Linked DNA regions of Homo sapiens: all the other regions are linked to region 2. Evidence: chromatin loops called from intact Hi-C (ENCODE). Cell type or tissue: sigmoid colon. All regions are shown on one strand. Each heading gives the region's core, and the rest is flanking DNA. Links, peaks and the distances in the headings are about the cores only.

Region 1 (11,017 bases), core at 3,781-8,780, 870 kb after region 2:
TCAATAGATGCAGAAAAGGCCTTCAATAAAAATTCAACACCCCTTCATGCTAAAAACTCTCAATAAACTAGGTATTGATGGAATGTACCTCAAAATAGTAAGAGCTATTTATGATAAATACATAGCTAATATCATACTGAAAGGGCAAAAGCTGCAAGTATTCCCTTTGAAAACCGGCATAAGACAAGATGACCTCTCTCACCACTCCTATTCAACATAGTATTGTAAGTTCTGGCCAGGGCAATCAGGCAAGAGAAAGAAATAAAGGGTATTCAAATAGGAAGAGAGGAAGTCAAATTGTCTCTGACATGACTGTATATTTAGAAAACCCCATTGTCTCGGCGCAAAAACTACTTAAGGTGATAAGCAACTTCAGCAAAGTCTCAGGATACAAAAATCAGTGTGCAAAAATCACAAGCATTCCTATACACCAATAACAGACAAACAGAGAGCCAAATCATGAGTGAATTCCCATTCACAATTGCTACAAAGAGAATAAAATATCTAGGAATGCAACTTATAAGGAATCTGAGGGACCTCTTCAAGGAGAACTACAAACCACTGCCCAAGGAAATCAGAGAGGACACAAACAAATGGAAAAACAGTCCATGCTCATGGATAGGAGGAATCAATACAGTGAAAATGGCCATACTATCCAAAGTAATTTATGGATTCAATGCTATCCCCATCAAGCCACCACTGACTTTCTTCACAGAATTAGAAAAAACTACTTTAAATTTCATATGGAACCAAAAAAGAGCCCACATAGCCAAGACAATCCTAAGCAAAAAGAACAAAGCTGGAGGCATCATGCTACCTGACTTCAGACTATACTACAAGGCTACAATAACCAAAACAGCATGGTACTGGTACCAAAACAGATATATAAACCAATGGAACAGAACAGAGGCCTCAGAAATAACAGCACACATCTACAACCATCTGATCTTTGACAAACCTGACAAAAACAAGCAATGGGGAAAGGATTTCCTATTAAATGGTGTTGGGAAAACTGGCTAGCCATATGCAGAAAACTGAAACTTGACCCCTTCCTTACATCTTATACAAAAATTAACTCAAGAAGGATTAAAGATTTAAACATAAGACCTAAAACCATAAAAACCCTAGAAGAAAACCTAGGCAATATCATTCAGGACATAGGTATGGGCAAAGGCTTCATGATTAAAACACCAAAAGCAATGGAAACAAAAGCCAAAATTGACAAATGGAATCTAATTAAACTAAAGAGCTTCTGCCTAGCAAAAGAAGCTATCATAAGAGTGAACAGACAACCTACAGAATGGGAGAAAATGTTTGCAATCTATCCATCTGACACAAGACTAATATCCAGAATCCACAAGGAACTTAAAGAAATTTACAAGAAAAAAAAAACATCAAAAAGTGGGCAAAGGATATGAATAGACACTTCTCAAAAGAAGGTATTTATGCCACCAACAAACATACGAAAAAAAGCTCATCATCACTGGTTATTAGAGAAATGCAAATCAAAACCACAATGAGATACCATCTCACACCAGTTAGAATGGCAATCACTAAAAAGTCAAGAAACAACAGATGCTGGAGAGGATGTGAAGAAATAGGAATGCTTTTACACTGTTGGTGGGAGTGTAAATTAGTTCAACCATTGCAGAAGACAGTGTGGAAATTCCTCAAGGATCTAGAACCAGAAATACCATTTGACCTAGTAATCTCATTACTGGGTATATACCCAAAGGATATAAATCATTCTACTATAAAGATACATGCACACGTATGTTTATTTCTGCACTGTTCACAATAGCAAAGAATTGGAACCAACCCAAATGCCCATCAATAATAGACCGGATAAAGAAAATGTGGCACATATACACCATGGAATACTATGCAGCCATAAAAAAAAGGATGAGTTCATGTCCTTTGCAGGGACACGGATGAAGCTGGAAACCATCATTCTTAGCAAACTAACACAAGAACAGAAAACCAAACACCGCATGTTCTCACTCATAAGTGGGAGTTGAACATGAGAACACATGGACACAGGGAGGGGAACATCACACACCGGGTCTGTCAGGGGATTGGGGGCTAGGGGAGGGATAGCACTAGGAGAAATACATAATGTAGATTATGGGTTGATGGGTGCAGCAAACCACCGTGGCATGTGTATACCTATGTAACAAACCTGCACATTCTACACATGTATCCCAGAACTTAAAGTATATTAAAAAAAAGAATAAAAAAACTCTGCACGAATTTAAAAATAAGTAAATACATATCACATTACACTGTAAAAAAAAAACTTAAAGTATAATTTTCTTAAAAATCAGATGCAGAACTGTGAGTCAATAAATTCTGTTCATTATAAATTACCCAATCTCAGGTATTCTCTTACGGCAGCACGAAATGGACCAAGACACAAGTGAAAGTGAAAATGCAAGCCACAGAGTGAAAAAAGATATTTGCAATACATATATTCAACACAGAATTAGTATCCAGAATATACAAAGACAAATCGACAGTGAAAAGACAGACAAACCATTTTTTCCATACTTAAAAAAGATCAAAGACTCAACCAGAAACTTCACATAAGAGGATATCCAAATCATCGATAAACATTAAAAAAGATCTTGATATCATTAGTCATGAAGGAAAATGCAAATTCAAACTATACATCTGCCATACCAGAATTGCTAAAATTATTAAAAACTTACAAACCGAGTTTCAGCAAGGATGGAGAGCCATGGGAACTTTCAATCTTGCTAGTGGAAATGTAAACTGGTACAGCCACTTTGAGAAATTTTATCAGCAGTGCCTACTATGATTACACTTCTAAGTCAACACTCAAAAAAATGTGTATACTTGTGTACTAAGAGACATGTAAAAGAGTATTCACAGTAGAATCACTTGTAATGTCAAAAACCAAAAGTCCAACCATGGTACAATGGATATATAAATTGTGATATATTCATACAATAATTTTAAAAATCCATTGCTAAATGCAACAACATGGATCAATCTCACAACATAATGTTGAGCAAAAGAAGACAGAAACAAAAGGGAACACGCTTTATGAATCAAAAACAATGAAAACGAATCTATGGTAACATAATACAGAATAGTGGTTCCTTCTTCAAGAGGTGATAAATGACTGGGAGAGAGCAAGAAAGAGTTTCTGGGGAGGTAGCTATATTCTCTATCTTGACCTGGAAAGAGATTTCACAGATATATACATTTTGTAAAACTTCATCAAGCTTTACACTTTGATGTGTCTTGTTGTATGTGTGTTGTATTTTGATTTTAACATTTTACCAAAAGACAAAGAATGAACTATAGCTATATTTATTAACATGGATAAATCTGAAAAATATGATGAGTTAAAGGAGCAAGTCTCAAAATAATATATACAGTATGATTCCACTTACATGAAATTCAAAATAGAGAGGTAAATAACTGATTAACACAAAATACAGGACAGTAATTTCCTCTCAAGCAAAGGGAAGAGGCAATCGGAGAAGGGTACCCAGCGGTCTTCTGGAGAACTGTAATATACTATTTATTGGCTAGGTTGAAAGTATAGAAATGCTTATCTTCTAGTGGCTCTTTAAAGTGTACCTATGCACTGTACATGTTTTTTGCATGCATGCTATGTTTCACAGCTGTAAAATATTTTAAGAGTAATACAACTACTGAATTACAAATTATCAGAAAACCAAAATGAGAACTTCTGATTTTCTGTCTTTTCATTTATCTGAGCAGCAGGTAATATTGTTATATACCATCTGCAGAACAGTCTTCTTTGGGTATATTACTAAATATACTTATGAAACATAAAAATAAATAACAATTAATAATCCAGTAAAGTATCAAATAATGCTGAAAATTAAAAAATGAAAATAACTTCCAAAAATCCACAACATACTTATTTTAATTTTTCAAAAAGAACTTTATTAGAAAGAAAAAGAAAACTAAATGAAAAAAAATGAGATGCTTAACAAAACTAGAAAAAGGTGAGCACAGATCCATAAACACTTTAAGACTTCGTATTTCCAACTACTTACTTTAAAATGGCACACTTGATTTTAAAACTTAAAAATAAAAACAAATTTAAAAATCGTACATTTAAATCATTGTTTATTAATATATCTCTGACTTAGAACACTCAATATTTAAATTTCATTAAAATTAAATGTTAAAATATAAGCTGTTATCCATTTTTGTTTATTAAAAAGGACAACCCAAACTGTTCAATATTACCTGACAAACAGAAACTTGTGAAATTAAAAGATGTCATTACAAAGCCTCACTCATTAAAAGAAAGAAAAAGAGAAATGTGACTAAATTGTCAGAAAGCTGACTTACTGGGGGAGAAAAAAGCCTAAATGGCCCAAGGACCATTATTTTCAAAGCTGCTCCATCCCAGTTACAAATAGTTGCCACTTGGCCTCATCTTAGTAAATACCTAAGAGTGACATTTAATTAGCACATTAATGTTGAAAATTAATGAGTAGCTAAGAGGTTTTATATGTGTGAAATGTTGTATTTTATTGTGTACTCTAACAAGCAGTTTTCACTTCTCATTTATGTAGCAGTCCTATTTCTAGAGTACAAGGTTAAGTGTCTATCAGCAAGTGTCCATTGTATAAAAGATTGTCAAATTAGTCAGATTTGGCCAGGCACAGTGGCTCACGCCTGTAATCCCAGCACTTTGGGAGGCCAAGGCGGGAGGACCATTTGAGGTCAAGAGTTGGAGCCCACCCTGGCCAACATAGCAAGACCCCGTCTCTACCAAAAATACAAAAATTAGCCAGGCGTGGTGGCGGGCACCTGTAATCCCAGCTACTCGGGAGGCTGGGGCAGGAGAATCACTGAACCCAGGAGGCAGAGGTTGCAGTGAGGGGAGATCGCGCCACTGCACTCCAGCCTGGGCGACAGTGCGAAACTCTATCTCAAAAAAAAAAAAAAAAAAATGGCCAGCATGGTAGCTCATGCCTGTAATCCCAGCACTTTGGGAGGCCGAGGCATATGGATCACAACGTCAGGCATTCAAGACCAGCCTGGCCAAGATGGTAAAGCCCCGTCTCTACTAAAAATACAAAAATTAGTTGGGCGTGGTGGCAGGCGCCCGTAATCCCAGCTATTCAGGAGGCTGAGGCAGAGAATTGCTTGAACACAGAAGGCAGAGGTTGTGGTGAGCCGAGATCGTGCCATTGCACTCCAGCCTGGGCAACAAAGTGAAACTCCATCTCAAAAAAAATATATATATATATACACACATATATGTGTGTGTGTGTGTGTGTGTGTGTGTGTGTGTGTATATTTATTTATAAACAGTTTCTTTTTTGTTAGTAGGAGCTCCTCTGACAGCAGAAATTGACCAAGAGCAACTAGATGTTGATCATGGGTGATCATCACCAAAAAAGGGAGCTGCCCGTGAAATGCAAGTAAGCACAGAAGAAAGGTCTCCCATGTGGCAGAGCCAGTTTCTATGCACCAGCACCCAAGCCCTAGTCCCCATTCCTACCCCACATCCCCACCGAGACAGAGAACAGGCCACCAGCTCTCCATCTGGTCAGTCAGGTTTTGCAATGGCCAAGCAGAAGATTCGGATCTGGTACTGTTCTGCCCAACACAGTAGCCCCTAATCACATGTGGCTATTTAAGTTAATTAAAATTAGAAATTCAGTTTTTCAATCACACCAGCCACATTTCAAGTGTTCAATAGTCACGTTTACTGGTGGCGACTGTATTGGACAGTGCCGCCTATAGAACATTACCATCAGAAAGTTCTATTGAACAGTACTGCTGTAGAACACATATCTGCCCAAACATCAGGGTTATTCACAAATAAAATGAATGTACTTTTGGCAGGTAATATTTAAGAAGGTTTTACTAAGAAGGAAAGGTATTGATTGGCTCCTTGCTAAATTATCCAACAATTTCAGGAGGAGCAATTTATAATGTTATATAGTATCATTTACATATAAAAGTGGAGTTTAACAAAGTAAAAAGATTCTTTTGCATGCCCAGACTAAAAAATTAAATCAATATTTTTAAAGTGAAAAATGTTTGCTCACATAGATTAACTTCTTCAACCACAAGTGGGTTTTCATTATACTTGATCACCATCTGCTGGCCATGTTATTAAACTGCACACACAAATGAAATGCTAGCTATATTGGGGTAAGACATACAGAATCCCAGCTTTTTGCCACAATGCATTCCTGGAAAACCATATCATAAAGAGGATCATTATAAAGCAAGTCACATTTTCCATAAGGGCAGGACCATAATTAGAATCTTCATTCCAAACTAAAATCTAGCATCAAATAACCCATGGCAAAATCTCATTAAAGCAAAGATGTAAAAACTATAGTCCTCTATAATTATTTAAAATAGGATAATTATTCTCCAAGTTCTTTCTTACAGGTATGAACACATGTATTATTTAGATGACCCAACATGAGTTAAAAGATAAATATAATTTATATAAAATTAGCCTAAATCTGATATGGTAAAAATAGTAGGTAGTTAATAATAATTATTTGCACTCTCCTAGAAATCCTAAGCAATCTGGTGTAGGCTCCTAATAAAATGGCACCTAATTAAATGCCTTCTTTTTCATCAATAAATTCCTCTCAAATAAGCAGAAGCAACGTGTTTCTTCCATTGTAAAGCAGTGTTTAAAGGTCAGGGTTTATTTAACATTACTCCTCTTCACCCTACCCTAACTTTTAATCAAAGTTTTCAGTAAAAATAATAAGTGCTATTAAATCATTTTTTTACATCTTTCCCTATCCCAGAACCTCACTGCACTTTGGTGATAAGCTACCAGACCACGTATACTTCACTGAAAAGACATAAAATTACTACAAGCCATTAACAAGAAGCTTCAAAACATTTTTCACAGAATTGTAAAGCAAGAATACAACCTATTACTTTTGTGTTCTTTGAGATAAAGCATGAAGAATATATAGATGATGTGAACTAAAATCAAAATATTAGTTACCAGCCGAGCACGGTGGCTCACACCTGTAATCCCAGCACTTTGGGAGGCCGAGGGAGGGGGATCACCTGAGGTCAGGAGTTCGAGACCAGCCTGGCCAGCACGATGAAACCTCGTGTCTACTAAAAATAAAAATAAAAAAATTAGCCAGGCGTGGTGGCACACGCCTGTAATCCCAGCTACTCAGGAGGCTGAGGCAGAAGAATCGCTTGAACCCGGGAGGCAGAGGTTGCAGTGAGCCGAGATCGTGCCACTGCACTCCAGCCTGGGTGACAGAGCAAGACTCCATCTCAAAAAAAAAAAAAAAAAAACACACAGTTACTTAGGCAGCTTCAAATATATGGCGTGAAAAAATGTAAACAATGAGGCCAGCCACTGTGTGTTCCTTCTATCCTTGAAAAAGAGGCCTATTACATTGTTTAAAGATTCCTATAAAGCCTCTTTTAAAATAGAATTACCATTCTTTATTTTGATATTGTGCAGGATTCATACTTACAATCATAACCTTTCTGCAGAGTCATAATTTATTTTTCTCAGGGAATACAAAATGACTTTTAGTAACTGAAAATAATTAATGACCAACAGACTTTAAGATAATACCCTTTGGGAGGATTAGTAATTAGGGAAGCAAAAGCATGGTCAAACAATCTAACAAGCAAGGCCCTGATGAACTATTACAATAATGATCACCATACCAGTGATGATGGTGGTAGCCGCAGCTAACACTTAACAGGCCCTCTGTCAAGGGCTCTACACGTCTTATTTCACTTTGTCCTTACAACTCCATTTGCAAATGGAGATAGTGGTAGTACTAACCCCGAAGTTAGTACTACCACTATCTCCATTTACGAGTGATGAAACTGGGGTTTAGAGAAATTAAGTAACTTGCCTGAGGACAGATGGTTGCCAAGTGTCAGAAGTGGAATGTGAACAAAGGCAAACTGCTTTCTTTCAGCTCAACCTAGAAATAACCAAAAACAAAGGTATAGCTGCCCAGGATTGCTGACGCAGCACAAGTGGAAAAAAACAGATAAAACTGAAATTTCCATATTTGCTGCATAAAGTACTTATGCCTATATGATACACTAGAAAGAACATGGGTGTGAAATCATAAGGCCCTGCATTCCAATATTGGATCCATCACTGGAAAAGTCACTGGACTTTCCTGAAGCTGTTATCTTGTCTATAAATACAAAAGGGCAATGATGTCAGCCTCACTGGACTATAGAGAGGATTCAATCTGATGACTTGGAAAAGATTTCTAGAACAGTACCTAGCATGCAGTAGGAGATCCATAAATGGTATGACTTGCCTCACTTGGCCTCTGCTTTCACAAATTAGAAATACAAGTGGAATCCACAAACATTTATTTACTAGAAAATTTTTTATTTTTATGTTTAAATGTATATATATCTGTTATACAAATTTATTAATTTGCAATGTGTATGCACAAACATTTTAACAAGATGATATTTCAGAAGGCAACTGAACAGTATCTATCAAAATAAGAGTGTGATTATTAGAAATACCATAGACACATTTTTTTTACAAGAACGTTTTTAAATGTACACTCCAAACTAGTCCAAATCCCTAAAGCTAACCACCTTTAACAGTTTCATGTGTGGTACCCAGAAAGATTCCCTGCACACGAACACATATGTATCCACAGAGCCTCTAAAACACATATACACAAACACAAACGGAAGCTTCCTATACTTTATGTACTTCTTTTTAACTTTATCCTATTAGATCTTGCCATAATAACCTATATATATGTGTGTGTATATATATGTGTATATGTGTGTGTGTGTGTATATATATGTATATATATGTGTGTGTATATATGTATATGTGTGTGTATATATGTATATATGTGTGTGTGTATATATATGTATATATGTGTGTGTATATATATGTATATATGTGTGTGTGTGTGTATATATATATATATTTTTAACCATTGCACAAGATGTTGAACCAACTAATAACTCCACCAACAAAGCAATTTCTCACCTAGGAGTCCATAATAGCCCAAAACAGATGCAGGCATATAATAATCCTTCTTGATATTCTAACTGATAATTTGGCATCTTGAAATCATGGACCAAACTAACAGCCAAAGTTGTCCACATCCTTACCATTCCTGTCTTTTTGTGGGCACTTGGAAATTATATTACAAACCCTCCAACTACAAACCCCAACATCGGTATTTCACTTTCTGTCCAATAGGGAACATCCCACCACTATATAAAAAGGCTCTCACCCATGCTTCTCCTTGCTACTTCTGCCTCCTGACCAACCCTTGTGCTTCTCCACATGGCCTGCATGGTGTGGCATGCCTCCCTCCTCTTGGAAACTGTGAGAAATAAACTCTTCTTTCAAAGGCAACTTGTCTCTATGTCTGTCATCGTATAATGTCTGATTAAAACAAACCCTGGGTGCATTTTTAAATAAGGTGCCTGATGATGGATTACTAGGATGTAAACTCAGGCATTCTTTATAACAATAAAAAATTAAAAGCAGAAGAGACAGATTAAATTATAGTATATCCACATTATGGATTATCTGTAATTTAGAAGTCCACATGATACAGGTTTAAGACATAGCTGAGTAAAAAAAAGAGCAAGTCTCAGAACAGTATGTACATTATGAGCCAATTTTTAATTTCTTCTTTTTTTTTTTTTTTTTTTGAGACAGAGTCTCACTCTGTCACCCAGGCTGGAATGCAGTGGTGCAATCTCAGCTCACTACATCCTCTGGCTCCTGGGTTCAAGCGATTCTCCTGCCTCGGCCTCCCGAGTAGCTGGGACTACAGGCACCCACCACCATGCCCAGCTAATTTTTTTGTATTTTTAGTAGAGACGGGGTTTCACCATATTGGCCAAGCTGGTATCGAACTCCTGACCTTGTGATCCGCCCGCCCTGGCCTCCCAAAGAGCTGGGATTACAGGCATAAGCCACCGCACCCGGCCTGTAATTTCTTAATTATATAGGTGTGGATGTCTATTGTAAAATGATATGCACAAAATTGTTAATGGTGATTACCACTCCAAAGTGGGATAAAGAGGACACAGAAGGATTGTGACTTTTTACTCTAAATATTTCTATATTGAGGTTTTTATAAACATGTATTATATATATAGATTGCATACTTTTCCAAAATGAGGATAAAGACTGTACTAGTCATCTATTGCTTTATAACAAATTATTACAAATTTAACAGCTTTAAACAACACACATAAATGTTCTCATGTTTCTGCAGGTCAGAAGTCCAGGCACAGCTGAACTGGGTCTTCTGTTTAGGGCCACAAAAGGCTGCAATCATGATTGGACCAGACCTGGGTTCTCATCTAGAGGCTCAACTAGGGAAGGATTCACTTCCCGACTTGTGTGGATGTCAGCAGCATTCCGTTCCTTATGGCTATCTGATTCATGTATGATTTGTGGCAGCTGCATTTTCCAAAACCAGCAAACGGAATGACAGCAAGTCTACTGGCAAGATGAAGTAATGTAATCCTGGGAATAATATCCCATTACCATTGCCATAATCTATTGGTTAGAAGCAAGTCACAGGACCTGCCCACACTCAAGGGGAGGGGATTATATAAGGGTATGAACACCAGAAGGAGGATCATGAAGACCACCAACAAGACAATTAAGGTCTTTATCAGACCTCCATGGTAAGTATCTGAAGGCTGATCAGAAAGATAATATATATTGATATAGCTCATGATTGTAGATCTAAATGAAATTAACCAAACTATACATGCATGAGATCTAAGTCTATGGTCTCCTTAGTAACATTTTCTAAAGTCATGCTCCAAACTCAAATATAACTAAAATATTTCATTGTCAAGAAAATAGGCAGATAGGCCAGGCATGGTGGCTCATGCCTGTAATCCCAGCACTTTGAGAGGCCAAGGTGGGCATATCACTTAAGGTCAGGAATTCGAGACCAGCCTGGCCAACATGGTGAAACCATGTCTCTACCAAACACAAAAATTAGCCAGGCATGGT
Region 2 (11,017 bases), core at 2,767-7,766:
GGACCTGGGAAGGAGCTGGACACATATATTTTCCCTCTTTCTTTAGTGGGGAAACTCTGGAGTGCTTTGCCTCCTCGTAGACATTCGGGAGAAATCCTGTAGGCTCAGCCAGCATACCTGCTGAGCAGCCTCGTTGTAAAGACGGCACTGTGATACTGCTTCCCATTTCAGTTTGCTCTCTTTTCCCTTTCTTCACCTCGCTGCTCTGGGCTTGTATCTTGCAAATAAAGTGCCAGGCTTTCATCTCTTTTTTTTTTTCAGGCTTTGCTTTCTAGAGGGCCCAGTCCAAAACAGTGGTCAAATAAGATTAGGAATCATCCAGCACTTTGGGAGGCCGAGGCAGGCGGATCAAGAGGTCAGGAGATCAAGATCCTGGCTAACATGGTGAAACTCCGTCTCTACCAAAAATACAAAAAAAATTACCTGGGCGTGGTGGCGGTCGCCTGTAGTCCCAGCTACTTGGGAGGCTGAGGCAGGAGAATGGCATGAACCCGGGAGGCAGAGCTTGCAGCAAGCCGAGATTGCACCACTGCACTCCGGCCTGGGCGACAGAGCAAGACTCCTTCTCAAAAAAGAAAAGAAAAGAAAAAAAAAGATTAGGAATCGTACATACTTTACCCTGCTCCTCACCTAGAGGGCAGGTTGCAATGCCCATAAGCACGTCAAAGGCCCTGAGAAGTTCTGCGGTGGAAAAAAAACCCAAACACCTGTTTAACTTATAAGGTAATGTTTACTGGACACTTACTCAATGACAAACAGGATTCTAAGAACTTTACATGTATTAATTTGTTAACATTCCTACTACAACCCTCTGAGCTAGGAATTATTATCCCATTTCACAAATAGGGAAACTGAGGCATGGAGCTGTTAAGTAACTTGTCTAAGGTAATACAGTTAACAAGTAGAAAAGCCTGGGTTCTAATCCAGGAAGGCTGGCTCCAGAGTGAGTGCTCATAATCACCATGCTATATACATACTTTGCTTCATCTCTTATTTTTTGATGATGGATTGTTTTTAATTGGATTCACCTGTTAACATCAACTGAACTGGTTCTACTGAAAAGTTTGCTGTTTACAGTAGGAGTTTATCTTGATTTCCTGCACAGATGTCATGCAACCAGCAATGATCTTTCTGCCCTTATCTGCACAGAGGCCTAGCCCAACCCCCTGATTAGCGCATAACTTTGCACTACAATAAACACTCTGAGGAAGGGAAGGAAGGAACAAAGGAAGGAAAGGTTGTCCTTATAAAAAGACCAGGGCCCCTGTCTTAAAAGAAGAAACCCTGGGTAGAAATTCAGTAGCATTTTCAATTTCTGGTTAAGGCCCAGCCCTCAAGTTGACAGTGAAAGCCTTCTTCTAGTACATGCACGGCCATCAGTTGCTCTACTTCTTTGTGGCTTCTAAACATGGGCATTGCCAAGAAGAAAACTAGGAAGGTCTGCTGTGATGATGAGGCATGATCCCCTGGTTTCTGGGAGTGAAGCTGCCAGGTACAGTTGCATAGGTTGTATACCGCACAACTGTAGCGGGTACTGTTCACATCGTTTTCATTGAACACTTGCCCTGCATGGGAACTACACTGTGTGGCAATTGCAATGCTGAGGTTTGGGTGGGGTGGAGTGAGAGTAATTGCAGGACTAAAATCATTACAAACACAATCTGTCTTATCAGGGTGTAGTCCGTGCCATATCACAAAGCACCAGGAAGTTCTGACACTGGCGCCTGGAAACTTGCCCTGTCTGAGGCGAGACCTGGGTTCCAGTGGGAGTGTCTGAGTGGCATCTCCCTGACCACACGGCATGGGGCACTCGCTTCCTCTAGCATTATGTGGAGCTCTGACTTGCCTCTATGGACATTTGGGGCCAGATCATCCTTTGTTGTAGGGGTCTGTCCTGTGCATTGTAGGATGTTCAGCAGCATCCCTGCTCCCTACCCCCAAGATGCCAGTAGCACCCCTCATCCCAAGTTGTGCAACCAAAACTGTCCCTAAACATTGCCAAATGTCCTTGAGAGGAGCCAAATCACCTGGGTTTGAGAAACAACACTGTAGAGGTTAGCTCAGTGTTCTCTCATACAGTCACCACTAGCCACATGTGACTTTTTTTTTTTTTTTTTTTGAGACAGAGTCTCACTCTGTCCTCCAGGTTGGAATGCAGTGGTGAGATCTCGGCTCACTGCAACCACCATCTCCCAGGTTTAAGCGATTCTCCTGCCTCAGCCTCCTGAATAGCTGGGATTACAGGTGCCCACCACCATGCCTGGTTAATTTTTGTATTTTCAATAGAGACAGGGTTTCACCATGTTTCACCATGTTGGCCAGGCTGGTCTCGAGCTCCTGACTTCGGCTGATCCGCCCATCTCCCAAAGTGCTGGGATTACAGGCATGAACCACCACTCCCGGCCCACATGCAACTTTGGAGCACTTGAAACGTGTCTGGTCCAAACTGAGATGTACTCTAAGTGTAAATTATACACCAGATTTCAAAGAGTTAGTGCACAAAAATGTAAAAGATCTCAATAATAATCTTTAAACATTGATTACACGTCAAAAAGAATATTCAGGATACATTGTGCTAATTAAAATATGTTACTTCAACTGTTTCTTTTTAAAACTTTTTAAAATGTGGCTCCAAGAAGGCTAAATATTACATGCATTCCTTGCATTAGATCTCTACTGGGCAGTGCTGATTTAGCTCTCCTCCACTTGTATTAGTCCTTTAGGCAACATTGTGAAGTCAGTTTCCTGGGGCTGCCTCTCTCTTACCCTAGCCTTTCCCCTCCCCAATTCCTAGAGAAACTTCTGCTGCATCTTGGCACTCTAAGTTGAGATTTTTTCATTTTATTTACTTATTTATTTTTTTGAGACAGTGTTTCACTCTTGTCACCCAGGCTGGAGTGCAGTGGCACAATCTTGGCTCACTACAACCTCCGCCTCCCAGGTTCAAGCAATTCTCCTGCCTCAGCCTCCCGAGTAGCTGGAATTACAGGCGTGTACCAACAAGCCTGGCTACTTTTCATATTTTTACTAGAGACGGGGTTTCGCCGTGTTGGTGAGGCTGGTCTGGAACTCCTGATCTCAAGTGATTCAACCATCTGGGTCTCCCAAAGTGTTGGGATTGCAGGCGTGAGCCACTGTGCCCAGCCCCTAAATTGAGATTTTTACTGATCATCCTCAGATGATCTTTAAAAAGATGGTCTTTGGAAAGATGGTCTTTGAAATTTCACCCCATCAAAAGCACTAAGGAGGAAGGATTCAATCAGCCTGCTCCTCCACACTAACTGGTCACACCCCTGTCCCATGGGCATCTGCATTTTGTGCCACCCGGTCACGCGGTCCTGTTGTTTTTGCCACCCTGGTACCGCTCCATCAGTTTCTCAACCACTGTTCCTGACTCTCATCTTTTCTGCAAACTACCAGACGCATTGCTCTAATCCTATTCACCCCTCTTTAACAATTTTCGATGGCTCTCTCGTGACACCCGGAGGAGGAAGCCCTGACTCATTCGCTGGAGCTTCAAAGCCCATTGCAAACTGGCCACAATCCCCCTTCAGGAGGCCATCATCATCACGGGCTTTACTTCCTGTTCCAACCAAATGGGTACACTTCCTTGCACTGTTCGCCTCTTCCTCACTTGGCATCCTGCCCTCCTTATTTCTGCCCATCAAAACCTATTTACCTGTTAGGACCCTTTTAAATCCCTCTTCTTCCCAGAAGCCTTCAGGGTTTCCATGGTGACCTTTCTTATCTTTAGGACATGTCGGCACCAATTAATTGGGAACGTTCATCCAATTGTCTTGAGGACACTCTGGTATCAAACTGATCTTAATAGACTGTATCACTCCTTAGCTTTGCATCTTTGTTCAGTTAATTTTTTTAAAGAGATAAGGTCTCAATCTGTTGCCCAGGCTGGAGCGCAGTGGAGTGATCAGGGTGCACTGTTGTTGAATTCCTGGGCTCAAGCAATCCTCCCTCCTTAGCCTTCCAAGTAGCGGGGACTGTAGGTGTGAGCAACCATGCCCAGCTATTTTAAAAATGTTTCTGTAGAGATGGGGTCTCACTGTGTTGTCCAGGCCGGCCTCAAACTCCTGGGCTCAAGTGATCCTCCCATTTCAGCCTCTCAAAGCTCTGGGATTGCAGGCCTGAGCCACCATGCCTGGCTAATGTTTTTCATTTCTTTAGCTCTTCTTCACTCTTCAAATGTCTGAAAGACTTCTGTGTGTTTTAGATCTTCTGTAAACACTGCTTATTAAGTTTGTAAAGTACTTGCCTTATGTGAATATACTCACTGGAATAACTAGAGAGCGTATTTTAAAGTGAGGGATCATCCTCCCACATTGGAGAGAGATGGTGATCTATTTAAGCTTCTTGCTATTCCCTAAAACCTCCACACTGTACATGCCACATCTGTGGATTCAGAAATATTTCTTAGTTAGTTTAATGGGGAATGCGGCCCCCATTCAGAAGAACAAATCCAATGGGAGTTGGTTCTGGTAGAGACAGCTGTCCACCACAACTATGCATGGCCGGGCCCAGCCCAAATGTCCTTCCCTCCGCTGATAGGGGTCTTGCTGGCCATGGTGGCCCCCAGTCTTTGGCAGCACATCTGAGGAACAATCTCCTTTGCTGTCTTTTAGGTTAGTGATTTCCTACGAAGCGGCTGTCCCCTCTTCTGCATCCAACTTGTCGCTCATTATTTGAACCGGCAAATGATGGCAATTAACCAGAATGGGGGCCTCATTTCTCTGCATCAAGTGGTGCCAGCCTTGGATGAGGAGTTGTAAACCTGATTCAAAGGGAGGGAGGAGAGACAGCGTGCCCAGGAGGGTGGGCCTTCCAGAATCACACGCCCCACATCAAATAACAAATCAACCTGCCCTAAGCGGTTATTTCTCTCTATTTGCATTACAGAAAAGCCACCCTCCGTTTATTTGGCTGTGAATGGCCCTGCCTCCAGCCTTCCTGGCAACTTTGCCAAGCTGGGATCAGCCTCGTGCAGGGGGCTGGTGCTTTGCCGTCAAAATTACCCCTTCCCTTTTGCTTCTGTGTTCAGGGCAGGACAGGAGGAAGACGAAGGTCCTCCCAGGCCTTTTTTAGGGACCCGTCCAGCTTGGCCTAAAAGCAGCGAAGAACCCACAGGAAACTCTACCAAATGGTTCTGCTCACCAGGCTCTCGGTGGAATGGGGGCCCTGAGCCACGTTCCTGGGTTTCCAGGGGCCTGTGCTCAGAGCAGCCAGTAGGTGTCTCCATCACACACTATTCGAGGACTCGCACCAGAGCAGACGTAGATAAGGCCTTCAGCTCTTACCCAGGTTGCTCAGGGAGGCTCTGGGGGTTCCTCAGGCACTGTCTTCTTGGGAGGAAGCAGGAGAGGGCATTTTAGGGATTGGGAGAGGAGCGAAGACTAGGCAGGCAGGACCAAGTGTGAAGGGATGGAGGGAAGGGCAAGTGCAGGTTTGCACAGTGGAAGAGGAGCTGGAAGGTGGAGCAATTCCCGCTGGGGAAAGGTGGGGAGAAGTGGGGAGGGAGGAAAAGGCTGAGGGCAGGCAGGATTTACAGAGGAGTTCAGTACACAGCCCCTGGAGGAAGGGCTGGGGCTGGGTTTGCACTGAAGTTCTAGCTCTTACTGGCTGTGGGGCTTTAGGAAAGTGATTCAACCTCTCTGCTGCCACTCACTCATCTATAATTGAAGACCCTACTACCACATAGAGGTGTTGGGCTATTTAAGTGAGAGTCCACATGAATAGTGCCTGCCGCCTAGTAAGCACTCAGTACATCTGAGTTATTTCTTATTAATTCGACAAGATGTTCAGGAGAAGCTGGTGCAAACTTGCGTGGCTCCTGCCCCACTTGCCCGCTCCTCACCCCCCCTTAAAGAAGCAAGAGGAGGCTGGGTGCGGTGGCTCATGCCTGTAATCCCAGCACTTTGGGAGGCTGAAGCGGGCACATCACTTGAGGTCAGGAGTTCAAGACTAGCCTGGCCAACATGGTGAAAGCCCGTCTCTACTAAAAATACAAAAATTAGCTGGGCTTGGTGGCAGGCACCTGTAATCCCAGCTACTCAGGAGGCTGAGGCAGGAAAACCTCTTGAACCTGGGAAGCGGAGGTTGCAGTGAGCCGAGTTCATGCCACTTCACTCCAGCCTGGGAAACAGAGCGAGACTCTGTCTCAGAAAAAAAAAAAAAAAAAAAAAGCAGCAGCTGGAAAACTTGGAAGCCAGATCTATTCAAACCAGCAGGACCTGTGGTGATGTTACTCAAGGGGTCCCTAAGGGACTGGCACAAGTCAGGGTGGAGCTATTATTTTAGTGGCATCATAGATGACAAGGGGATCCCCAATGATGGAAAGCAGCAAATGACTGCTCAGCTTTGAAGAAGGAAATGAGAGCAGACCAGCCTGTTAGCCAATGGCCAGCAGGCTTAGCCTTCTTTGAGAAGATGCTAGAATTGAACACCAACTATCTAAGGGACACAGGGGTGATGTAGCTTAGGGACAAAGAGCAGGAGCTCTGCTATAGTAAAGGCCTCAGCTCTTTGTCCCTAAGCTAAATAAATACTAAGGCTATAACTGGTTATGTGGCTGTAGGGCAAGTGACTTCAACCACTACAGTGCCTACTACCCCCCATGAGGGTGTTGTAAGGATCCAATGAGTTAGTATGTGTGAAGGGCTAAATAAATGAGGACTATTACTGTGAGACAGGAGGGAATAACCAAATGATGTTGTAAAGACCACACTGTCCCAGCCAAATCATTTACATTCATTTTTGCTTAAGGAGAAAACGTGGAAGGTTGGGGCTACAAGGGGAATCTGATCACTTTGCTGAACCAAAACCCAGAAAAAAGAAAATTATCAAGGTCATAAGCTCATTAAGAGCGAAGGAGGGACCGGGTCTCCTGAGTTTAAATACTTTAAGAAATTACTATTACTCTTCATCCTGATGTCAAGATATAATCTATGACAGTATTTCCCCAAATGTTTCTTAAAGGAATAGTCATAGGTTCTTCTAGAAACAGGATCTTATGGATTATTACATTTGGGGAATGCTGAATTAGAAAAAAATTTACATAGATTTTTTTAAATTGTAGGACTTCTCAGAGCCTTTTTTTAAATTTTTTTATTTTATTTTATTTTTTTTAGAGGAGTCTTGCTCTGTTGCCCAGGTTGGAGTACAGTGACACGATCTCGGCTCACTGCAACCTCCATCTCCCAAGTCAAGTGATCTCTGGCTCATTTTTGTATTTTTAGTAGAGACAGGGTTTTACCATGTTGGCCAGGCTGGTCTCGAACTCTTGACCTCAAGTGATCTGCCCACCTCGGACTCCCAAAGTGCTAGGGTTACAGGCGTGAGCCACCACACTCGGCCTTCTCAGAGTCTTTAATATGTCTAAACACATTGTGACTTTAAAAATTAATAGATTTTTAAGTTGCAGGACTTCTCAGAGCATTTAATATGTCTACACACATTGTGACTTTCCTAGACACCAGTATAGGGAAAAGCATTTCTCAAAGGAATAAACCATGCTACTCTTGTTTTCCTGGAATATCTCATGGAGCTAGTATTCATGGAATATAGTTGGGATTACCAATACAATTGTTCCTCAGTATCCATAGGGAATAGGTTCCAGGTCTTCCCATGGATACTAAAATATGTGGATGCTCAAGTCACTTATATAAAATGATGTAGTATTTGCATGTAACCTACACACATTCTCCCATATACTTTAAATCATCTCTAGCGGCACGATCTCGGCTCACTGCAACCTTCGCCTCCAGGGTTTAAGAGATTCTCCTGCCTCAGCCTCCTGAGTAGCTGGGATTACAGACGTGCGCCACCACACCTGACTAATTTTTATATTTTTAGTGGAGATGGGGTTTTACCATGTTGGTCAGGCTGGTGTCAAACTCCTGACCTCGTGATCTGCCTGCCTCGGCCTCCCAAAGTACTAGGATTACAGGCGTGAGCCACTGCACCTGGTGTATTATTTTAAAAAATTGTTTTATTATTGTATTGTTATTTTGAATTTTTAAAAGACATTTTCAGTCTGTGGTTGGTTGAATCTAAGGATGCAGAACCTTAAGAATCAATCTAAAAGTTCTTATTACATATAAGAACTTTTGATTTCAGAATGTCTTTATGGCAGTCAAGTGTGAATAACTAGCTCTGGGATCATGCTATATTATCAGGTCTGCAAATAAGCATGTCACAGTACAATCTATGCCACTTAATCTATACTGATGAATGTATATATTTAACAAGAAGGATCCATACCAAATGACAGCATTAGTGTCTTCGTGGTAGGATTACAAATTGTTTTTGTTTCCTTCTTATGCTTATCTGTACTTTGTGAATGTTCTACAATGAACATATGTGTCTAGAGCCCAAAAGAAAGCTGGGTCTTTATTGCATAATCAGTGATGAGGCATCTACTTGAAAGAAAGCCACTCCTCTGGGGATTAACTGTTGGGACCTATCTTACTAATGACTTAACAACAAAAGGATGGGGCTGTGTTCATCAGATATTCACATGATACTAAATGTGGTGGGGTGGCTCACGCTCAGAGAGCCAAGAATAAAATTCAAAACAACCATGACAAATTGAAAACATGGCCCTACAAAAACAAGATGAAATTCAATAGTGCAATTATAAGGTGATATATTTAGGGCTAAAAACAGCCACCATATGTTTAGAATGAAGGCAGGACCAGCTTCCAGTTGGTCAGCAACTACCAGGTGAACCCCTACCAGGTAACCGACCTCGAGATAAGGCTTGGTGCCAGGCATAGGTTTAGGAAAAAAAGACCTGGTAAGGATCAAAGTCCATGGACCAGGGACACATGAGCAAGATCGTCCCCAGGATCCCATTGTCTGAATACAGAATCCTAACAAAGTGGTCTGGCATGAGCTACAACTTCTGGTTTGCATAATGGAAGGATCTCTGAAATCAGAACAACCTTCCCATTCCAGGACTGCCATCGTGTGACCTCACCACATCAGGATGTCATCTGCCCCCTGCCAGGCTAGGGGAACACTTTGGTGTCACGTCCATGTGTTAGAGGCACTCTGGAGTCCGCAGTGGGAAGCAGAAAAGTTAGAAGTTCTGTGACATTTTACTGTTTTATGGGGACAATCAAATAGAATATTTGAAATCTGAGCCATCTCTGAAGAACTCGTTTTGGAAAATCCAGGGCATCTGGTCGCAGTCAACAGAGCGCCTTGCCTTCTTCAAAGCTCCCTGGATTCCGCACACATAAAAGGCCCATGACATGCTGTGGCCCCCAAGTCATCCCCCTTCTCAAGTCTCACATCAGTCAGCCCCTTATTAGACTGCTGAGTCGAGTCTGTGTCACTCCCTCCTAAAAGGGCTTGGAGAGGCTGGAGGATGTCCAGGCAGGAGACACAAAAATGATCAAAGAGCTGGAAACTGGGCCCTGTAAAGAAAGGTTAAAGGAATTGGAAGTGGTTTGCCTGGAAAAAGCGAGGGAGAGTCTGAAGCACCCAAATTCAGAGATGAACCACACAAACCTCACGTTAGCCTCGGTTTTCCTGCCACTTGCAGCTTTCATTTGCAGGGTCAAATGGAAGCAATAACCAATCGTTCACTTTGATCGTGAACTTATGATGCTCCCAGCTTTCTCAGTACTTGGCGTGGTTATCTCATTTCATTGTCATGACCGTCCTATGACTGTCCCTGCCTTTCAGATGAAGAAGCGGAGGCCCAGAAGAGAAGTTATGTAACTAGCTTGAGTTCATTCCACTAGGGAGTGATGGGTGCAGGCTACAGACTCTAGGCTAGGGACACTAGGGAGTGATGGGTGCAGGCTAGGGTGCACACTAGGGAGTGATGGGTGCAGAAGATGCTTCAGACTACATCTCCAACAGCAAGTGTTTTTATGGGTGTCCTTTTTTTTTTTTTTTTTTAGACAGGATCTTAGAGTTTCATTCTGTCACCAAAGCTGGAGTGTAGTGACGATCATGGCTCACTGCAGTCTTGAACTCCTGGGCTCAAGCAATCCTCCCACCTAGGCCTCCCAAGCAGCTGAGAACACAGGTGCTTGCCACCACACTTGGCTAATTTTTTAAAATTTATTTTTTGTAGAGTTGGAGTCTTGCTATGTTGGCCAGGCTAATCTCGAACTTCTGACTTCAAGCCATCCTCCTACTTCAGCCTCCCAAAGTGCTGGGATTACAGGCATGAGCTGCCATGCCCAGCCTACAAGTACCCTTTAAAAATGTAGCCTCATGTCATACAGTACAGCATGAAATTTGCAGGTGATTGTTAACAACAAAAACTCCTTAAATGACTGAAGGCATTGAGCTGTCACCAGGTTTGGGTTCAGCAATGTGCCCTATACAATGTAATATCATCACTCCCCCTGTTACCTCAGGTGTTGTGGGCTCAATTGTGTGTCTCCTCCCCCCACCCCCAAATTTTTGTGTTGAAGTCCTAACCTCCAGTACTTCAAGTTGTGACTGCATTTGGAGATACAGTCACTGAAGAGGTAATTAAGTTAAAATGAGGTCATTAGAGCAGGTCCTAATTTACTATGACTGATGTCTTTATAAGAAAAGGAGGTTGGGACACAGATACCCTCAGAGTAAAGATCATATGAAAGCAGAGGGAGGCAGCCAGGCGCAGTGGCTCACGCCTGTAATCCCAGCACTTTGGGAGGCCTTGGCGGGTAGATCACTTGAGGTCAGGAGTTTGAGATCAGCCTGGCCAACATGGCGAAACCCCATCTCTACTAAAAATACAAAAATTAGCCAGGCATTGGTGGCTCATGCCTGTAGTCCCAGCTACTCGAGAGGCTGAGGCTGGAGAATTGCTTGAGCCTGGGAAGTGGAGGTTGCAGTAAGCCAAGATCATGCCACTGCACTCCAGCCTGGGTGACAGAGCAAGACCCTGTCTCAAAAAAAAAAAAAAAAAAAGAAAAGACAGGGAGAAGACAGCTGGCTGAGCCACGGAGAGAGACCTCAGAAGAAACCAACCCTGCTGACACCTTGATCTTGGACTTCC
Region 3 (11,017 bases), core at 3,874-8,873, 690 kb after region 2:
ATGGTGGTGCATACCTGTAGTCTCAGCCACCTGGGAGGCTGAGGCAGGAGGATCACTTGAGCCCAGAGGTTGAGGCTGCAGTGGGCTATGATCATGCCACTACACTCCAGCCTGGGTGACAGAGCAAGATCCTATCTCTAAAAGAAAATAAGTAATGACATATCTAGTATATGTTGCCATCTTTGAATGATTTGGATCCAATCATTTAAAAAGCACAAAAGGAAAATACTTTGGTGACATAAAGGTAAACATTGGCATTCTATCAGGAAAAGAGCAATGAAGTAGGACTCGGTGTGCCCCGGAGCAAGGCCCAGCTCGGTCACGTGCCAACTTTGCAATATTGGTCAAATTGCTTGAACAATCGGTGAAATCTCTATGAACCTCAGTTTCTTCCTTTCAAAATGCAGATAATAACAAACAGCCACATAGGATTCTTTGGAGGATAAATATATTAAAACCATTTTGTTAACTTGAAAACACTCAAGGAAGTATTATTGTCCTTTATTAGCATATTTTACTCCCCATAAGGGTTACATTTATTTCACACTTCATTGCTAATGCAAATTTTGACTGCAGTAAAACTCAAGAAGCTAAATATATAAACTGCTAAAAAATGGGTTTTGCAAACTCAATTCCTAAGGAAAGCATCCAAGAAATGTAAAAATATGTTCCAAATTAAACCTGTTGTGTGAAAATGTGTCAAAAATGTCTCTGTCAGTAGAGGCCTCTTGACCATCATATTCTACTGACACTCATTTAAAGCAGTATGTTTTTGTGAGAAGTGCTGAGTTCTCTAAAGACATATCTACAAAGAAATACTTCACAGAATGAAAATTTCCCTCTCAACTGGAAGCAAGGTAACCACACATTGCTCTCTTCTCTTCGAGCTTTACATTGTGCTTCTTGGAGGGTTAAGCCAGCATGTTCACTGGAGCAAAGGAATGTTTACAATAAACTGGAAACCTTGCCTGCTCTGGATCTAAAATGGTTGCAGATGCTCAAGCAGAGAGGAGAAAAGAGAACAGCTGCTCCCCACCCCCACCATTGATACTTAAGAGAGCTATTTTTAAGAAGAAAATTATATTCAGAGGTTTTAGGCATTTTGTTTATTTTTAATTTTATTTATTTATTTATTTTTTGCTTTTTGAGACAAGGTCTCACTCTGTCACCCTGGGTGGAGTGCAGTGGCAATCAGTTCACTATAACCTCAAACTCCTGCAATCCTCCCACCTCAGCCTCCCAAGAAGCTGGGACTACAGGTCCACACCTCTACGCGGGTCTATTTTTATTAAAAAAATTTTTGGTAAAGATAGAGTCTCACTATGTTGCCCAGGCGTGTCTTGAACTCCTGGCCTCAAGCAATCCTCCCATCTCAGCTTCCCAAAGCTCTGAGATGACAGGTGTGAGGCCACTGTGTCTGGCCTTAGGCTCTTTCTAAATGGTAGGGATAACTTTTCTCAGTATCACACAAATTATTATATCAATACAAAACTGAATACCTTAAATGTGCCTACCAGAAAAGAATGTAAATTCTTGTTATTGCCTTCTAGTAATTTAGCTATTATTTTCAACTTAAAACATAACGATTCCAGTTACAAGAAAAGCAAACTATTATATTCCCAGTAAATTTAGAAAATTATTAAAATGAAACATCTTTAATATATAATAAACATATAGTCACATCATAGCCACAACCTGCAAAATGAATGAGTACCCAATATGGGTAAGATAAACCTTGCATGATGAATTGGAACATCCTCTGGTAAAAAATAGTTTGAAACTATTAATAATAGTTTCAAACGCTATCACCATTCTAAACTACACGATTTCGTCATAATAAAGCAAGCTAAGGAACAATTAACTTACCAAGTAAAGAACTTAAAATGTTTCTAATTATAATCACATAACACCCCATTAAAAAAGAAAAAGCCAAATCAAAGAATCAGACATCAAAAGGCCATTAGGTCTCTCGATACAGACCATTTCCAGACCTAGTTTACTCCACATAAAACTCCATTGGGGCGTTTTCATTTTTCACTAAGAATAGAGATATATGGTTCAAATTACTGTTTCTTCAAAGTCCCTCGACATTTGTGTATTCTACAACTAAAATGAATAAATTTTATATCAAGTAATAAAAAACTTGAGGATTCAGGCTTTAACAGTAACCAGTTTTAAAAGACCATTGTTAAAATTCATGACATCAAACTTCAGGGACTATGATTTAGGAAGGAATAAAGGAAATTCAATGAGGAAATAAACACAAGTTTTTGAAGGATAGAAATGTTTGACATTTATTTATCTATTGTTTATTATAATCTGACAAAATCTTTCTTCCAGAAAATTAGGTCTGTTTGCTGTACCTCTAACCTCATGCTTGGACATTAATATGGCATCAGACTCATGCCCTTGGAACATGTTATTCCTTCTGGTTGGAAAATTCTCTCTCCTCCACCAGTTTATTTTCTGTCCCTTCCTTCAAAACTTAGCTTATTGGCAAGAAATATTCAGGGAAGTAAGCTTTTCTCCAATGTCACTTTGATCATATACTCTGTTACCAATTCTTCAACCATTGACCATTTGGGGGAATTTAAGGTCTCCCTCAAAATGTACCACCAGGCTCTGCGCTTTCTGTTCCAGCTGGCTCATCTTCTCAGCTTTTTTTTCTTTTTTTGAGGGGGACAGAGTCTCACTCTGTCACCCAGGCTAGAGTGCAGTGGCACGATCTCCACTCACTGCAACCTCTGCCTCCCAGGTTCAAGTGATTCTCCTGCTTCAGCCTCCCAAGTAGCTGGGATTACAGGTGCCGGCCACCACACCCAGATAATTTTTATGTTTTTAGTAGTGACGCTTCTATTAAAGAAATGTCTTTAGTAGAACATGGAGAGGGGTTTCTCCATGTTGACCAGGCTGGTCTTGAACTCCTGACCTCAGGTGATCCACCCGTCTCAGCCTCCCAAAGTGCTGGGATTACAGGCGTGAGCCACCACGCCCGGCCATCTTCTTAGGTTTCTTCACATACACCCTTGCACTCTCCATCTCTACATATTAGTTCATGATCTTCTAACTTCCTGGGTAATTTTACTATATGGAAGAATAAATCTATAGGGTATACAAGCCACTGTGTTCAGGATATAACTTGGGAACACCATTAGGAAGAGATCTACTATTAAAATTAGTACCAGATTAACAGTTAACTTATGGAAATTTATTACTTATGAAACTTATTTTCTGAGTCTCTATGAAGAAACCAGCATATTCGATAGCTAATAGCCAACATATCTATGAGAAGTCACCAACATGGAAGATGTTTTTCCTATATTTCAGAGCACTATTTAATTTTGCTTTCTTCCTTTAAAATTTAACACACAGGCTTAAGTCCAAAGTGAACCTAATTGAGGTTGAAGAAGTATTGTTTCGGTATGGCTGATCTTTTCTCAGTCGTGGTTTTTGATTTTTTTGTTTGTTTGTTTTTGAAATGGAGTCTTGTTCTGTCACCCAGGCTGGAAGGCAGTGGCACAGTCTCAGCTCATTGCAGCCTCCACCACCCAGGTTCAAGTGATTCTCCTGCCTCAGCCTCCCAACTAGCTGGGATTACAGGCATGCGCCACCATGCCCAGCTAATTTTTGTATTTTTAGTAGAGACGGGGTTTCGCCATATTGTCCAGGCTGGTCTCGAACTCCTGACCTCAAGTGATCCATCTACCTTGGCCTTCAATCATGTTTTGGTTGTAAAACTTCATTTATCATTGTGATTGGCACTATTTTTTGGATTTGCAAATATATAAAAAAATTTAAAATAAATACATAAATGAGCTGCTACAGGAAAAGATGGCAATACTGACATAGTAAAAATGGCCAGCAAGTATAACAACCTAACGATTTATTGTAACTTTCTGGGTATAAGATAATGGTGTTTTTATTTACTATATATTTTTAAATATTTTTCTTTTTAATTTTTGTAGGTACATAATAGGTATATATATTTATGGAGTATATGGAATATTTTAATACAGGCCTAATATGTGTAATAATCACATCAGAGGAAATGGGGTATCCATCACCTCAAGCATTTATCCTTTGTGTTACAAACAACCCAATTATATGCTATTTTTTATGATAATAACTATACATGGATGGATATGGAAGGTAAAAATTCGTCAGAGTGCTTTTGGTACTGATTAGCAGAGAAAAATGTGCTTTATGATAGCTGGCATAAGACATACAGGCAAAATATCCCCGAAGTAGAGAAGGGCAACTTGCCCAACTTAACTGCTTATCCTAACTAGATAGAAACACCATTTAAGAACACACAATTCTCTTAGTTATAATTCTATGATTATCAGACAACATTTCAACTGATGGTTTGAATTCTTGAACAGACTAGCCCACTAGAAAAACATATTTTTATCAAGTGCCTGGAAACCCTTTAAATAATTTTCAATGGCTTTTCTCCTTTTGTGGGCGATAGCTGCAGTTCCAATTAGGGTAAAAGGGAAATGTGTGTGCCAACTGCCAGAGTATTATTTTGGAGACCAATACTGAAAGCCAAGTATACAAACAGTAAGCTGTCCCAGCAATTCCACTCCTGGGTATATACACAAATAATTGAAAATAGGTACTCAAGCGAGTAATTATACATAAATATTCATAGCAGCACTATTCACAATAGCCAAAAGGTAGCAACAACCCAAATGGCCATCAATAGTTGAGTAGGTAAACTAACTATGGTATATACACACAATGGAATATAATTCAGCCATCAAAAGGAATGAAGTGACAATATTTGCTGCACTGTAGATGAACCTAGAAAACATTACACTAAGTGAAAGTAGCTCCGGACACAAAAGGTCACATATTGTATGATTCCATTTCTATGACATATCCAGGAAAGATAAATCCCTAGAGACAGAAAGCAGAATGGTGGTTAGGAGGATCTGACAGAAGGCGGGGAATGGGAATCCACTGCCTAATAAGTATAGGATTTTATTTGTGATGATGAAAGTGATCTGGAACTAAATAGAGGTAGTCATTGCACAACAACGTGAATGTACTAAATGTCACTGAATTGCTTACTCTAAAATGTCAATTTTATGTTATGTAAATTTTACCTCAATTTAAAAATAAATGACTGTAGCTGTAACTGTGGAGCAGGAGTCCAAATTCAAATGCCTACAGGGGCCAACTAACAAAAATGAGGACAGTGAACCAAAGACCGCACGCCCGCCATGTAATTATATTCCTTTAATGTTGTTTAATTTTTGCCTTTTAGTCTTTTATATAGTTGGGATATGTGTCCCCTCCAAATATCATGTTGAAATGTGACCTTCCAATGTTGGAGGTAGAGCCTAGTGGGAGGTGTTGGCTTATGGGAGTGACTCCCTCATGAATGTCTTGGTGTCAGTCCCTTGGTGATGAGTGGGTTCTCACTCTATTGGTTCATGCCAGAGATAGTTGTTTAAAAGAGTGTGGCAACCCTTCCTCTCCCTCCTGCTCCGTCTCTTGCTCTGTGACATACCTACTCCCCCTCCACCTTCTAACCATGAGTAAAAGCTTCCTGAGGTCCTACAAGAAGCAGATGTTGGCACCAAGCTTCTTGTACAGTCTGTAGAACTATAAACCTCTTTTCTTTATAAATCACCCAGCTTCAGGTATTCCTTTATATCAATGCAAAATGAAATAAAGGAATCAGAGAAAATGGAGACTAACAGTCTTTTCTCCGCTTTTCCTGACCAGTCTAACAGAGACCTGTTTAATTTGTTCACTTATTTTATTAAATTGGTTTTGTTATCTCTCTACATTGTGTTTCTGATTTCACTGATCTCTGCTCTTAGTTTTACTATATTTTTCACACTTACTTTGTTGCTTTTTATCTAGTGTTTTGAGGTTAAGGCTTAGCTTATTTCAGTCTAGATACCAATTTAAGATACTCTACAACATTTGATGAGTAATGCTATCATTATCTTTCAGTTTTAAATATTTGACAATTTTATTGTGATTTTCTTTTTAACCATAACTTATTTAAAAATACAATTTTACATTTCCAAACCTAAATCCAAGGGTTTTTTTTAAACTGGCTGCTTATTATTGATTTCTAATTTGATTGCACAGAGAACATAAAATGTTGTCTCTATGACAGTGATACTTTAAAGGCAGTTGTGACTTCTAATATAACCAATCAGTTCCACTTGTTGCCTTGACAAGGCAGGGGTCAGTGGTGCCAGATCTCACATAGTTCAAAAGAAACTAGAAATCTAAAATTTATGTGAAATCTTCTGATTTTATAATGTTGGCAACTAATTGAAAATTTTCGAAACGTTGCACAGGCCAAACTAAATATATATGCAGATGACTCAACCTGCAGCCCAGGAATTTATAACATCTGCTGGAAAGCCTGAACCTGAACAGAAGACCGACAAAACAGACAAGAAAAAAAGCACAAAAGCAGCAAAGATAAGAGTAAGCTACAGGAGAATATTATGAAAGAAAGGAATGGCTTATATGACACAATCCTGGAACTCTGCCTAACACAAATTTTAAAGTAGAATTTTAAAATTGGAACATACATAAAAATATTAAAATATCATATATTAATAAGTGCCATAAAGAAAATTAAGCAAATAGCCCAAGGCCAAGATACACATTTGTATAGCATTGCTGTAAGGATGGCACAGAATGATAGTTACTGAAGCTATACTTTCGAACTGGATTGTCTCATGAAATAATCTAGAGTAAGACAAGAGTAGGATGAACATGCAAAAAAGACCAAGAGGGATGACGAAAACCAAAAGAATGTGTGCCACAGAAAATGAAGAAGAAAATGTCCTGAGGAAGAAAGACTGAACAAAATCCAGATTGGAGGTCACTGGTATCCCTAGGAGGAGAAGTTTTGGTAACATCAGGGAATAACCCAAACTGCATTGGCTTGAAGGTAGATGATGAGAAATCTGAGGCAATGAGTAAAATAACTCCTTAAAGAAACCTGAATATAAAAGCAAAGAAAGAGAGAGAAGCCGCAGTTGAAGGGGTTGGAGTGAGATTAAGAAAAAAGTTTTAAGATGGATACTTACTCATGTCTAAGTGTTGAAAGGACCAATGTAGTTAAGAGATACCAAGAGGGCCCTGAATTAGACTTCAAAATGGAGGAAGATGCAATAATTGTAAGAGGAAGCAAAGAACTGGTGGAAGGATTGGTACAAAGAAAACACCCTATAAATTAACAAAATACAAGAAGGCAAGAGTTTAAAAGAAGAACATTAATGAAACCAGAAACAATATTTTGGCCTGGAGTCACAAGAATAGAAGTAGTATCACTTTTACATCTAACTAGTGGTGGATGACAGGAGAGGTAGAGGAGGACCACTTGTCAGTCTAAAAGTGATGGCTAAGGTTTTACTATACACTCCATGAACAAATGGTGCCAGGAATAATTTTTTAAGGGATAAAAGCTTCAGAAGAAGTTGTCTATGGTCTACTATATTAATAAAGCATATATTCAATGGTGTGAAAAATCAAAGAACCGTTCATGACAACAGAGAAAATGATGATGTTTCTGGAGTAAAAGAAAAACCATTTGGGAGATCATGAGTCAGTCTTTGATTCACTTATTAATTTTGTAGAAAGCTAACCGTGTTCCACTGCTCAGGAGGTCATACAGCTCTGCATGCCTCACTCCATCCTCTTGAAGATGAGGCATAAGACCACAAAGCAAGCTGAGATCAAGGGCTTTTGTTTTTTTTTTTTTTAAGAAATCAAGTTTCAAAGTAATGGAAAGGTCAGTGTGCATTTAGAGTTTAGGCCTACAAACTAATCTGTGATTGAATCTACAGCAAATCACGATAATTTATTCCAAAAGTGATGATGCTGACTTATCCTAAACTTATCCATTATGCAACTGTAAAGAGAATTGAAGTAATAGATCACATTTCAAAAAGAATCCTATCAAAAAATCTCAGTAAGAATAGCTCTAGGTTTCATAGATAAAATGATATCTGGCTAACATCTCTCCAATAGTCTCCCCCAAGTGCTCACTAAAATACCTAGAAAGAGAAAGGGGGAAAAAAAATAAAACATCGCAAGAACAGTAATAACTCAGATAAACAGAAAACACAGTGAAAGAACCTGGGCAGAATCTCCAACAACTATAAAGTACATGGAAATAGACTAATTAAAAATATATCTATACAGATCTACCTGAAAGCAAATGTAAATTAGCTTCAGGAAACAGAACCTAAGAAAAATTATATAGGAAGACACATTCTACCTCCCTCAAGTCAAAGATTCTGTGTTGAAAAAAATCAAAATATTTACTATGTGTGATTCTTCTATGATAATGCTTTTTCCTTCCATGGTGGTACGTTTTTCTAACATCTACTAGTGTTTCACACACAATCATTCAGAGCCAGCAACTCCCAAAATGCATCGGATTAAAGTAAAGTACAAATGATGTTGGTGTACTATATGTAGGGAGCCATCATCTCCACAGCTAAAGGAATATACTTGGACACAAAAAGAGGGAAAACAATCTGAGTTCAAAACATACTGAGAACTATACGATTCATTATTTCATTCAAAAAATCAAAGACTTATAATATAAGTTATAAAAAGATATATCACTAGTAAAGCAGAGTTTCTACAGGTAAAATAATCCTAGAAACTGGGAACTTCACTGGCAGCTGACCAATGTTTTTATCCACCTGAAAATCTTCAAGAGAATATGACCATTATACAAGTTGACATGGAGAAGACACAAGACAATCCATACCCAAAATACACAGTAGACTAATATCAGAAAGTCCCTAGAAAAGTGTACAAACAGTGAGAGCTCAACAAGTGTTTGTTAAATAAACGAAACACCAAGACTTTACAAAATCTCCCTTATTCATTATTGAGTAATGAGAAAAAAATACCAGTTGGAGACTAAAAGCTATTGTAGAACCAGGGGAAAAGAACAACATCCTATAAACACAGAATAAAAATATACCATCAAAATAATCTAATATCCAGAAGAAAATATCAGAAAAGTATGAGGAATCGTAAAGAAGACCGTCTCTATGAAATACAAGGTAAAATCTTAAGAATTAGCTAAGACAAAAAGAGAACAGAATAATATTTAAAAGGGGATATGATTAAGATGAAAAATAGAAAAGAAGCAAAAATGCAGAGCACAATAAAAATTCATAATGGAAGTGGCAAAGAGCAAAAATGCAAATCAGTGATGTTGTAAACCATCCCATATACTCAGAGGACAAAAACAACACATGAAAATATGAGAAAGAAACTAGAAATATGAAAGAATGATAAAAGAGCTACAAAAGTGAAAATGGAAAATAAATGCTAAAAAAAGGAAAACAATATTAGAAATAAACTAAGCTTAAACTTTTTAAGGGAAAATTTAAAATGTTGATGTCTTACTGTATCCTAGCACAAACAGAAAAAAAGAGAATTACATCTGATTCAGATTTCTGGTTTCAAAATGGCGGCATAGAAGCTGGCTTCACTCTCCCACACAGAAAACCAAAAACAAACAGACAGCACTGAGATTATCACCAGCAATATCACAGAACTCAAATATGAGAATGAGGCAGTTCCCAGGACCACAGGGAAGTAAAAAACAACTCTGAGCAGAGAGTAGGAGAACCACACTTCCATGTATACAATGTCCCTCCCCTCCAATCTGCCCAGGCATACAGAAAATTTCCCCTCGACCCAGAGTTTCCACACTAGAAAAAGATCAAGGTGGACAACCAGCTTCTCCAACATATTGGGTTCCCTGGCAGAGGACCTGTCTCTGCCTTAAGCCACAGGAAACATTGTGAGTTCCTGAAGGGAGAAATATTCCTGAGGATAGCCAGAGACAAAGGGAGAGGTGAGTCTATCATTCTCAGTCCTGGAAACTCTGTTCTGTAACTTGGCCAAAAAAGACACCAAATCAGAGTGACTGTTCAACAGCCCAGGTCCCCTAGGCACAAACTCCTAACCCGCCTTCCCACACTACTAGGATATCCCATTTAGGACTTTCCATATTCAGGACAGGTGGCACTCTGATTGTTTACTAGAACCAAGCAAAACCTGGGCTTAAGGTGCCATCTAGTGACAAAAAGGAGGCAGTGATCTAGCGAGATAAGAAAGAAAGAAATCAACAAATCAATTATAATGAATCACTAAAGCAAACATATCCAATAAAAAACAAAACAAGTCAGGCAAGGAAAACTGAATAAATAACTAATCCTTCAATGCAAAGACACAGATGAACATCCTCAAGAAACAACAGCAAACAACGAACCATGAACTCCTCAAAGAGACAGAGCAAGGAACCAGCAACTGACTAGTATGAAATGATATGTGAACTCTCTGACCAAGAATTCAATATAGCATTTTTAAGAAAACTCAGTGATCTCCAACATAACACAGAAAAGCAATTCATAAATTATCAGAGAAATCTAACAAAGAAATTAAAATAATTGTTAAAAGATCAAACAAATCTTAGAGTTGAAAAATACATTTGCTGAACTGAAAAATTCATTTGAGACTCTCAATAGCAGAATGGTTCAAGCATTGAAAGAACCTGTGAGCTTGACAACTGGCTACTTGAAAACACACATTGAGAGGAGAAAAAAGAAAAAAGAATGAGAAAAAAAGATCTCCTACAAGATACAGAAAATTATCTTAGAAGACAAAATCTAAGAATTATTGGTGTCCAAGAGGGAGTTGAGAAACAGTGAGAGGTAGAAAGCTTATTCACAGAAATAATAAAAGAAAACTTTCCAAAACTTAAGAAAGAGATAAATGTCCAGGTACAAGAAGGTAAGAAAGCACCAAACAGGGCCAGACGTGGTGGCTCACGCCTGTAATCCCAGCACTTTGGGACGCTGAGGCGGGCAGATCACCAGGTCAGGAGATCGAGACCACCCTGGCTGACACATGGTGAAACCCTGTCTCTACTAAAAATACAAAAAAATTAAAAAAAAAGCCAGGTGTGGTGGTGGGCACCTGTAGTCCCAGCTACTTGGGAGGC

Evidence for each region. Hi-C counts contacts between places; a loop is a spot of excess contacts. Peaks named below come from ENCODE experiments on the same cell type or tissue, not always from the same donor. Only the 100,000 strongest peaks of a DNase experiment are listed, where the experiment ranks them.
Region 1: a loop joins it to region 2, with 8 times the contacts of the local background. A loop is called at or near these places in 74 of 110 quality-filtered maps.
Region 3: a loop joins it to region 2, with 2.5 times the contacts of the local background. A loop is called at or near these places in 18 of 110 quality-filtered maps.

What each region holds. Positions count from the first base shown.
Region 1 is chr17:66,159,612-66,170,628 of GRCh38, forward strand. All of the region lies in intron 4 of CEP112 (centrosomal protein 112), which reads right to left. Among named protein-coding and RNA genes, the nearest start is that of CEP112, 27 kb to the right of the region's middle. In sigmoid colon, for the core only: a CTCF peak has its summit at 6,126 (motif pointing left); no DNase peak of the experiment used is centred there.
Region 2 is chr17:65,289,127-65,300,143 of GRCh38, forward strand. No RefSeq gene overlaps it. Among named protein-coding and RNA genes, the nearest start is that of RGS9, 160 kb to the left of the region's middle. In sigmoid colon, for the core only: a CTCF peak has its summit at 5,230 (motif pointing right); a DNase peak (open chromatin) is centred at 5,245; H3K27ac peaks cover 1,224 bases.
Region 3 is chr17:65,978,118-65,989,134 of GRCh38, forward strand. All of the region lies in intron 17 of CEP112 (centrosomal protein 112), which reads right to left. Among named protein-coding and RNA genes, the nearest start is that of CEP112, 210 kb to the right of the region's middle. In sigmoid colon, for the core only: no CTCF peak of the experiment used is centred there; no DNase peak of the experiment used is centred there.